2 separate regions of the Homo sapiens genome follow, and region 1 is linked to region 2. The links are chromatin loops, found by intact Hi-C in ENCODE. Cell type or tissue: CD4-positive, alpha-beta T cell. All regions are shown on one strand. Region 1 overlaps PRKCA (protein kinase C alpha). Region 2 overlaps PRKCA (protein kinase C alpha).

The links. A loop is a pair of places that touch in the nucleus more often than their neighbours do. Peaks named below come from ENCODE experiments on the same cell type or tissue, not always from the same donor. Only the 100,000 strongest peaks of a DNase experiment are listed, where the experiment ranks them.
Region 1: a loop joins it to region 2, with 2.7 times the contacts of the local background. A loop is called at or near these places in 8 of 110 quality-filtered maps.

The regions. Positions count from the first base shown.
Region 1 is chr17:66,397,428-66,402,427 of GRCh38, forward strand. The region is part of intron 2 of PRKCA (protein kinase C alpha); the gene reads left to right. PRKCA-AS1 (PRKCA antisense RNA 1) reads right to left here. Exons shown (of 4, transcript NR_110822.1): 4 at 642-791. Among named protein-coding and RNA genes, the nearest start is that of PRKCA-AS1, 17 kb to the right of the region's middle. In CD4-positive, alpha-beta T cell, no CTCF peak of the experiment used is centred here; a DNase peak (open chromatin) is centred at 2,184; H3K4me3 peaks cover 1,005 bases; H3K27ac peaks cover 3,173 bases.
Region 2 is chr17:66,328,260-66,333,259 of GRCh38, forward strand. All of the region lies in intron 2 of PRKCA (protein kinase C alpha), which reads left to right. Among named protein-coding and RNA genes, the nearest start is that of PRKCA, 28 kb to the left of the region's middle. In CD4-positive, alpha-beta T cell, no CTCF peak of the experiment used is centred here; a DNase peak (open chromatin) is centred at 3,052; H3K4me3 peaks cover 1,417 bases; H3K27ac peaks cover 2,344 bases.

The DNA.
Region 1 (5,000 bases), 69 kb after region 2:
ATTAATTTGTTAGATGGTGGATGTGTCATTTTGATGCAGGACTTTAAGGAAGAAAAGATATATCTTTAAAAACGTTTTCTGTTTTTCTTTTTTAGCTTGTCTTTTGGAGTTCTTGCCTTTGACTTAAGGGCAAATGTCTTACTGAGAGATGCTGGGTGCCTGGGTCACAGGTGGTTTGTCGTTGCCCTTTTTCTTTTTTTTTCCAACTCAGCTAAGTTCAGCACTAGTTTTGTGACTTATTACACAGAAGACTTGAATACATCAAGGGCCTCTAGAGATTTGTGGTAACATCAAGATGTGTAGTCTGTAATGTGTCATGGGGGGTGTGAGCCATTCAAGGGGAGTTACTCTTAATGGTACCATTATTCAGGATACAGTGCTGATGCCTGCATCCTGATGGCACCACTGTCGTCCAACTCTGTTTGTGACATTGTTCATGGCCTCTGCAGAGTCAGGGAGCTCCTCAGGATAAGGCTCTGTGACATCGTCTAAACTCCAAAGAAGTAGAGCCATCATATTTCCTTCCCCAAGGGAGCTGGCATCTACCATCACTGAGGATTTTTTGAGTCTCTGTACCAGGACATGGACCTCAACTCTTTATTTCCATGATTAATCCCTATGTCAATGTACATGGCAAATGCTAGCATTTCCTTCATTTTATTGACGATAGAATCAAAACTCAGAGTGTTTAGGTAATTTCCTTGAAATTACACAGCCAGGAATGGCCAAGGCTGGGAATTGAATGGACTCCAGAACCCATGGTCGAAGTCCAAGCTCAATATCTCTGAGACCTGGAAGGAAATGAAACAGACTAAAATCAGAGTAACGCTTAAAACCATGAAGATTCCAGCCCACAGATTCTATCTGCCACATGCAGACACGATTTATACCCCTAGAGGGAAACTGAAGAAACAAGGTGGTGGTCATACAATAATAGACTCAAAACCCAACCACACTTTTGAAGTGAATAGTGGCTCATGATGGCTTTAAACATCTTAGGAGAAAAATCAAAGTTGGTGATGGGCTAATTTGGAAGATTAGCTGAAAAAGTTAAGTGGCAAAGAACTAAGTGATAGTTGGAGTGAGGAAGGCATTTTGGTGTGGAGAGAGTAAGATTGGGGAAGGAAAGCTCCCTGGGTAACTGTAGGATTAGAAGCTGTGAGGAGTGTGGTTTAATCAGACAATTTGGAAGCAAGACAGAGAGGGAACAGTCCCCATTTGGAGAGTGTTAGTGTTCAGGGTAATCAGAAAGGAAGAGTCGGAAGCATATGTAATTAATGAACGAGAAAGGCAGATGGATGATGGGGAGGTGGGTGGCGTCGCGCTACTCATATGTTCTTTTGATAAGTAAAATTATAGCATAATTTCTCACTCATTGGAAACAAGGTTATGCAATTAGGATCCTGCTGCTGCTAAAAGCTTCCAGAGATTTTAGTGCACTGGGCAGACAGAGTGATGATGTTTACTTTAAAAATCGAACTTCTCGTTTGAGATACTTAATTTTATTTAATGCTCGATTTTTGTATTTACTGGTTCTGCATTTTCTCATGTAGATTAAGATCCAATTTAGAGAAGAAATATATGGGCAGTTTGGCTGTAGAAAGCACAGAGGAATGATGCTGTGGATATTGATGCACCATGTGGTAGACAGCATTTTCTTTTCTTTTCTTTTCTTTTTTTTTTTTTTTTGAGACAGGGCCTTGCTCTGTCTTCCGGGCTGGAGTACAGTGGTGCGATCGCGGCTCGCTGTACCCTCAACCTCCTGGGCTCAGTTGATCCTCCCATCTCAGCCTTCCAAGTAGTGGGACACCATGCCCGGCTAATTTTTGTATTTTTTTGTAGAAGATGGGATTTCGCCCCATTGTCTGGTCTTGAACTCCTGAGCTCAAGTGATCCGCCCACATTGGCTTCTCAGAGTGCTGGGATTACCTGGCTGACAGCATTTGTTTTAAAGCAGTAAATGAAAATTTGGGTATTCCTTTTAAGTTTTTCAAAATTTCAATCTGCAGTTTTTAATCTATACAAAAAACTGTGGTAAAAGACGCCTAACATAAAAATTACAATCTTAACCACTTGCAAGCCTACAGTTTGGTAGTGTTAAGTAGATTCACCTTTTGAAACAGACCTCCAGAACTTTTTCATCTTGCAAAACTGAAACTGTTTGCCTATCAAACAACAGCTCTTGGTTTCCTCTTCCTCCTAGGCTTTGGCAGTTACTATTCTACTTTGTTTCTATGAATTTGACTGCTTTAACTAACTCATAAATGGACTCATACAGTATTTGTCTTTTTGTGATTCGCTTGTTTCACTTAGCGTACTATCCTCCAGGCTCACCCACATTGTAGCATGTGACAGGCTTCCTTTCCTTTTCAGGGCTGAATAATATAACATTATATATATGGATATGTACATTGAATATCCCTTATCTGAAATGCTTGGGATCAGAAATGGTTCAGATTGGGGATTTTTTTAGATTTTGGAATATTTGCATAATTCTTCCAGGTTGAGCATCCCTAATCCAGAAATCTGAAATGCTCTAATGAGCATTTCCTTGAGCATCATGTTGGTACTTAAAAAGTTTCGAATTTTGGAGCATTTCAGATTTCAGATTTTTGTGTTAGGGATCTTCAACATCATTCTATTTTTTTAATCTGTCAATGAATAAAATTACAGTTTTAACCACTTGTACACATACGGTTTGGTAGTAGTGTTAAGTATATTCACCTTTTTTTGTTGTTGTTTGAGATGGAGTCTAGCTCTGTCGCCCAGGCTGGAGTGCAGTGGCACAGTCTCGGCTCACTGCAACCTCCACCTCATGGGTTCAGGCAATTCTCGTGCCTTAGCCACCTGAGTAGCTGGGACTACAGGTGCGTGCCACCACGCTCAGCTAATTTTTGCATTTTTAGTAGAGATGCGGTTTTGCCATGTTGGCCAGGCTGGTCTCAAACTCCTGACCTCAAGTGATCCCCCCGCCTTGGCCTCCCCAAGTGCTGGGATTACAGGTATGAGCAACCATGCCTGGGTTAACTATAGTCACCTTTTGAAACAGACCTCCAGAACTTTTCGTCTTGCAAAACTGAAACTGTCTGCCTATCAAACAACAACTCTTCGTTGCTTCCACCTCTTGGCTACTCTTGAGTAGTGTGGCTATGAACACGGGTGTACAAATATTTCTGAGACCCTGCTTTCAATTCTTTAGGATAGATAGCCAGAATTGAGATTGCTGGATTACATGATGGTTCTATTTAATTTTTTGAGGGGCTTCTGTACAATTTTCCATTGTGGTTACAACCATTTTACAGTCTAAGCAACAGTGCACAAAGGTTCCAATTTCTCTGCATCATTGCCAACACCTTTTAGAAACAGTAGCCATCCTAATGGGCATGAAGACTATCTATAGTTTATTATGTCAAGCTTTTCTTCATGGTTATAAACGAATATTGTGATGAGTGATTTATCTATGTTTGCTGCTTTACTCCCCAGGGGAGGATGAGTATACCATATATGTCCATATTGATACCTATCTCAGAATACTGGTTGTACAAAACTATTCCAGGCATTGTTCTTCTTTAAGTATTTGGGGTGTTTCTTTTTGCTTATAATTTAGTACAAATGTTCTCAGTTCAGTTAATAATGAGTCCTACTGTGTGGCAGTTGAGAACATGAAGATAACCAGAACACAGTTCCCGCCCTCAAGGGACTGATGAGAAGTAGCCACGTTTTGTAGGAACGGGCAAATGAAGTGGCAAAGGAAGGTGGCCATGGGTTGCCATAGGAGCGCAGGTGAGGGATGAGGAAAGGAAGCACTAAACCAGGTCAGCTTGTGACGTGGGATAAAGAAGGCTTCTTGCAGGTAAAGCCAGAGCTGAATTTGGAAGATGGTAGGAGTTCACCTGCTAACCTGGGAGGTGTGAGTGGAGTGCCTGCGGCTGGACCCACTTTGAGCAATTGGAAAGCCTGTATAGGAAACCATAGGTGACATGATGCCAAGTGGACATGACATTCAGGGAGATGATAGGCAGAAGGTGAGGCCAAAGAAGTTGGCTGGATGTATGTCAGAGAACGTGGTTTTTATGCAATCATTGATGGAAAGCTCATGACGCATTCAGTGATGTGGACGGCTTTGTGCTCTCTGCAGACCACTCTGAGGGCAATGTGGAGGTGGAGGCAGAGAGATTAGGTAAGAGGTTTTTGTGAAAGTTCAAGTGAGATAAGGAATGAACTAGGGCAGTGGTAGTAAGAATGAGGAGAAGGGAGAAAACCTGCCAAATACTTAAAAAAATTAGCAGCCATATGCCGGTTAAGTGTATGAGTGGTGAGACAGAGGGAACATTGAAGATAACCCACAGATTTCTGGCAGTGGTTCCGTGATCTGAAATTAGGAATATAAGAATAGACACTGAGGGTGGACAGGATCAATTCCCTTTTGGACATTTTGGGTTTGATGTGTCTGTAGAAGACACAAATGGTGATGTCCAGTTCACCTTGGGTTTGTGAGTCAAATTTGACAGATTCAGATAGAGACACACTCTTGGTTCTTATTAGATGTATGCAGTAGTTAAAACTATGAAAGCAGATCCATCCCCTATGTTGGAGGGGCACAAAGAAAAGGAGCAGCCCACCAAGGAGCTGGAGAATGAGAATCGGGGTGGACCAAGAGGGAGTCGTGTCTCAGGGGCTGGGGAAAGTAGAAAGGTTCCAGAATGAGTGAGTGGTCAGGAACTTCAGATGTAGCAAAAGAGGTCTTAGAATGTAAAGATGGAGTCACTTGGCAGTGTCAAGATACAAAGACTGAATAAGTTTGGCAGCGTGGAGATACCAGGCCGTGTGAAGATCCTTAGGACCTTTGTCCAGGCGGTTTTAGGAGCTTGGTGGTTGTGGGAAACTAATTTCAGGTAAATGTTTATAATGGCAGTAGAGTGACTATGGAGTACTCCTTCAGGAAACTTAGAAGGAAAGAGAGAAAAGTGAAAAAGAGGCCAAGAAATTTTTTTTTTTTT
Region 2 (5,000 bases):
CCAGGTCGGTCTTGAACTCCTGGCCGGTCTTGAACTCCTGGCCTCAAGCTATGATCCTCCTACCTTGGCCTCCCAAAGTGTTGGGATTACAGGCATGAGCCACCATACCCAGCTGGAAATAATATTTGAATGAACTCTAAAGGAGGAAAGGAGTTAACTGATTGAAAATGAAAGGAAAACCCTTCTAGGTAAAGCAGCCAGCAACTGCAAAGGCCCTAAAAGGGGAACATTGTGTGTTCTAGAAACTGAAGGCAGAGGCTGGGTGCGGTGGCTCATGCCTGTAATCCCAGCACTTTGGGAGGCTGAAATGGGCAGATCACTTGAGGTCAGGAGTTTGAGACCAGCCTGGCCAACATGGGGAAACCCTGTCTCTACTAAAAATACGAAAATTAGCCAGGCATGGTGGCACGTGCCTGTAATCCCAGCTACTTGGCAGGATGAGGCAGGAGAATCTTTTGAATCTGGGAGGCGGAGGTTGCAATGAGCTGAGATGGTGCCACTGCACTCTAGCCTGGGTGACAGAGCCGGACTCCGTCTCAAAACAAACAAACGAAAACTGAAGGCAGATCTCATTTGCTGGAGTGTTTTGAATGAGGATTATTATGGTGAGAAGAGGCTGGAGAGGTAGGCAGGAGCCACCTTGCAGGTCTTAGTCCATTTAATCCGTGTTAAAAATTCAGTGCTTTAGCCCAAGAACCATGGCAGTCTTTCAAAGGGCTTTAAGCAAGGAGGTGGCCTGATTAGTGTCTCCTTGTGTAGGAGGATCATGCCTACTGTTATGTGAAGAACTAACTAGAAGTGGGCAAGAATGGATGGGGCAGCCTGTTGGGAGGTCTTTCCTCATTCTGGTGAGAGACTTGGTTCCAGAAACCAGAGATGTGGTGGAGGACAAACGTTTGCAAATCCAGGATCCTTTTTAGGAGGAGAGATCAGCTGGACATGATTTGGAGGTAGAAGGGAGAGGAGGGTATCAAAGGTCAGAGGACTGTGGTGCCATTCACTATTACGTAGCATGCTAGAGGAAGACCAGGTTTCGGGGAAGACCATGTGGTTTTAAACTTGCTGAATGAGAAGTGCCTTAGAGGTCTCCAAGTGTATGGTACAGGGACTGGGGCAGAGGGTGATGCCGGGAAGGCAGCTGGATTTAGGTGCTGGAGCTGAGAGAGGCAGCCAGGACTGGAGAGTCATCTGCTTACAAGTTAAGTTGAATGAATGGCAAGGATTTGAGTGCCTGGAAGAAGGCACAGAGAGAAAAGATGAGAGGGCTGATGGAATCAGTATAGTTTAGTCATCTACGGAGATGGGAATGAACAAGAGAGGGCAGGGTTTGCCCAGAGAGGCAGGAACAAAACCAGGAGCTGTGGTGTTAGGAAAGCCAAGAGAAGAGAGAATTTTAAGCAGGAGGTCCCTACTGCCATAGGTAGGACAAGGTTTCAAGACAGGAGCTGCTCTGATGGCCTGTGGAGGTTGGAGCTTCATCGTAATGGGCAGAGTAAAGGAAATACCTCTGCAGCCATCTGAGCAGTAATTCCCTGGAGAGTTACCAAGGATTGTTCAGTCAAACACACCCCGTCATTTATCTGGATAGTTCTATTTTTCCATACATTGTCTTTGATCGAAATGTCGATCTTTTTTCAACCAGCCGGGATGAAAATGGTGTGAATCGTGTTCTCTCTCTTTAGAAAGAAACTGATAAAATTGGGTTTTCTTTGTTCTTCCTTTTATTTTCATCCATTCAATACCTAGTCCTCACTGAGCTGGTCTTACTCAACCCATTCCCTCTGCTGGTCTGTTGGGTACTAATAACAGATGGAAACAACTGGGAAGATAAACTATTTTCCTGGATTTTTTTTTTTTTTTTTTTAAACAGAGTTTCACTCTTGTTTCCCAGGCTGGAGTACAGTGGCACGATCTCGGCTCACTGCAACCTCCACTTCCTGCATTCAAGAGATTCTCCTGCCTTAGCCTCCCAACTAGCTGGGATTACAGGTGCCCGCCACCACACCCAGTTAATTTTTTGTAGTTTTAGTAGAGATGGGGTTTCGCCATCTCGGCTAGGTTGGTCTCGAGCTCCTGACCTCAGGTGATCCCCCTGCCTCTGCCTCCCAAAGTGCTGGGATTACAGGCGTGAGCCATCGCACCTGGCCCCTGGAGATAATATTGATATGTGACTCAGGGAGGTACCAAACCCAACTGTTGCCCCCTTTCCTTTATTTACTTATCCAGGATATTTATCTATATCTGTAAAAGGATTTATTATTTTTTAGAATCGTACAGCTGTAATGTCTATTCATCCTGTCAGAAGAGATAAAGCGGATCAGTAGGCAAGCATTTGTTGCTGCTTGAGAGAGATTTTATTAAGCTAAAATATTCCATTAGACTCAACTCCATTTTCAAATATTTTGTTAAGAGGGTCTCAGGATGACTGTAGGAAAAAGGTATTTGGAAGATTGTGTACACTGACAATAACTAGATTACAAAATTTTATAAATTAGTTAAGATGGACTTTAAAATAGCAACAGGAAAAACAATTTTGGACTTGTCTGCGAGTGCGAGTGAAGCTGATAGTAATGAGATTTATGGGTTCTGGCCCTGCAGGGATCCCAGTAGGGATGAATAAAGCACATGCCTGCTAGTACATTCACTGATTCTGCTCTTGGATATATTATTTACTTCTTTCCTCTTTTAGTAAGACTTTCATCTGTATTAGTAATTGTTCTATACTTTTAATCTCTGGAGCAACTCCATAAATTAACAAGGGGTTGTGTCTAAGATGATGCTGATAGCCCTGAAGATGTTTTATTTAGTGCTTTTGGGATGATGTGCAGAGATGGGATGTCAGAAGGAATAATTTGGAATCTTATCTCCCTGCTCCTTGGACTCATGTTATCAGGGGAAGGGAGCTTGGGGATGTGGCTGTCTTAGCTGTGTCCTCTGATGGCCTCATCTCAGTGGTTTGGGTTGAAAGACTGTATCTCGTGCTTCCTGTCCCATCAACCTCTCCCTTCGTCTGTTTTTCTCTTCTGTGTTTAAGTATAAACAGAACCCCTTTGTACCTCTCATCTCTTTATCTTCTGAAGACTCTGATGTGGCTACTATGCTCTCCCATTTGGTTAATGCTACTTTAGGTATTTAGTATCTTTATACTTTTGTTGTGTTAGTTGTGATCAGCAAAGTTCTATGCTGTAGCAACACATTAATCTGCAGATCTCAGTGGCTTAACACTACAGAGGTCCACTTCTCCCTTGCTGTTCATATTCATTGTGAGTCGGTACCGGGACTCTCCTCTGCACAGACTTGTAGGATCTCAGTACCTAGAACCTAAGGCCGGATCTTTCAGGAGCTGGGGAGGAGGGACTGGAGGATCTCTCATGGGCTTTTCATTGCTTCAGCTCAAAAACACTTCCACTCAAAGTCATTGGGCAGAGAAAACCACACAACTTAATTATCTTAAGAGGTGGGGACAGGGGAAGTGGAGCGACCGAGAGAAGGGTTGGAACATACAGACATAAGAATGAGAAAGTCTTACGAGTGTTCTGGTCTCTGCCCCATCTGTATTATCTTTGTTTCTGGGAAGGAAATTTCTGACAGCTGTGTTGCTAGCATAACCTCTTGGTTGGTAAATGCATTGCTGTAGACTTTTCCTTGATGGAAACTTTCTCCAAGACAATATAAACTACGCATTGTCTCTTTCTTGTTAAACCACTTTTTTTTACAGTTTATTTTTTCGTTTGCTGTTGAAGATTTGATCAGTATTTTCCTTTTGAATCCAATGGTAGCAAACCAATTTTTTTTTTTTAGAATATATTAAGGCAAAAGAAAACAACTTTTACCCCATTCATAATAGGATGTATAAAAGTAATACCTCTTGGAATAGACCATGGGAATTCTGGTGATACCTAGGGCATCTTATTTGATAAAATATTTTTTCTTTCTTTCCTTCTTTCTTCCTTCCTTCCTTCCTTCCTTCTTTTTTTTTTTTTTTTTAAACAGAGTCTTACTCTGTTGCCCAGGCTGGAGTGCAGTGGCACGATCTCAGCTCACTGCAACCTCTGCCTCCTGGGTTCCAGTGATTCTCCTGCCTCAGCCTCCCAAGTAGCTGAGATTACAGGCATGTACCACCATGGCCAGCTAATTTTTGTATTTTTAGTAGAGACAGGGTTTCCCCATGTTGGCCAGGGTGGTCTTGAACTCCTGACGTCAGGTGATCCCCCTGCGTCAGCCTCCCAAAGTGCTAGGGTTACAGGTGTGAGCCATTGCACCTGACTGAAAGTATTTTCAAAGCCTCTGCTATGGAGTATAGTGTGAGATGTGGAGAAGCTGCAGAGGGAGGGGCACGTTAGCATCTAAAGACTCTGTTGACCATCATCCACATTAGGTCCATTCTACCATTTTCTATGAAGTCTAAAATAGGTTCCTGATTATTTTGTTTTTAATTTTTTTTTTTTTTGAGATGGAGTCTCGCTCTGTCACCCAGGCTGGAGTGCAGTGGCATGATCTCGGCTCACTGCAAGCTCCACCTCCCAGGTTCACGCCATTCTCCTGCCTCAGCCTCCTGAGTAGCTGGGACTACAGGTGCCCGCCACCACGCCTGGCTAATTTTTTGTATTTTTAGTAGAGACGGGGTTTCACCATGTTAGCCAGGATGGTCTCAATCTCCTGACCTTGTGATCCACCCGCCTTGGCCTCCCGAAGTGCTGGGATTACAGGCGTAAGCCAACGTGCCTGGCCGGTTCCTGATATTTTTAAGGGATTTGTTTGTGATTTAAGAATCTGGCTATTTTATAGGACGCTTAAGTGTTCTTTGTTTAAATAAAATTAAAACTTCAAATTTTCCTTTACAACCATTTGACCAGTTACCTCTGTTTCATCTGCCATACATGGAAATAGCTTTCCCAGAGAAACTGACATGAAGGCATGCAGTCTACTACATCAATGACATCTACATTACAAATAATTTAAAAATAGTATATGAAGCAGAGACTGGGTTTACCTATTAG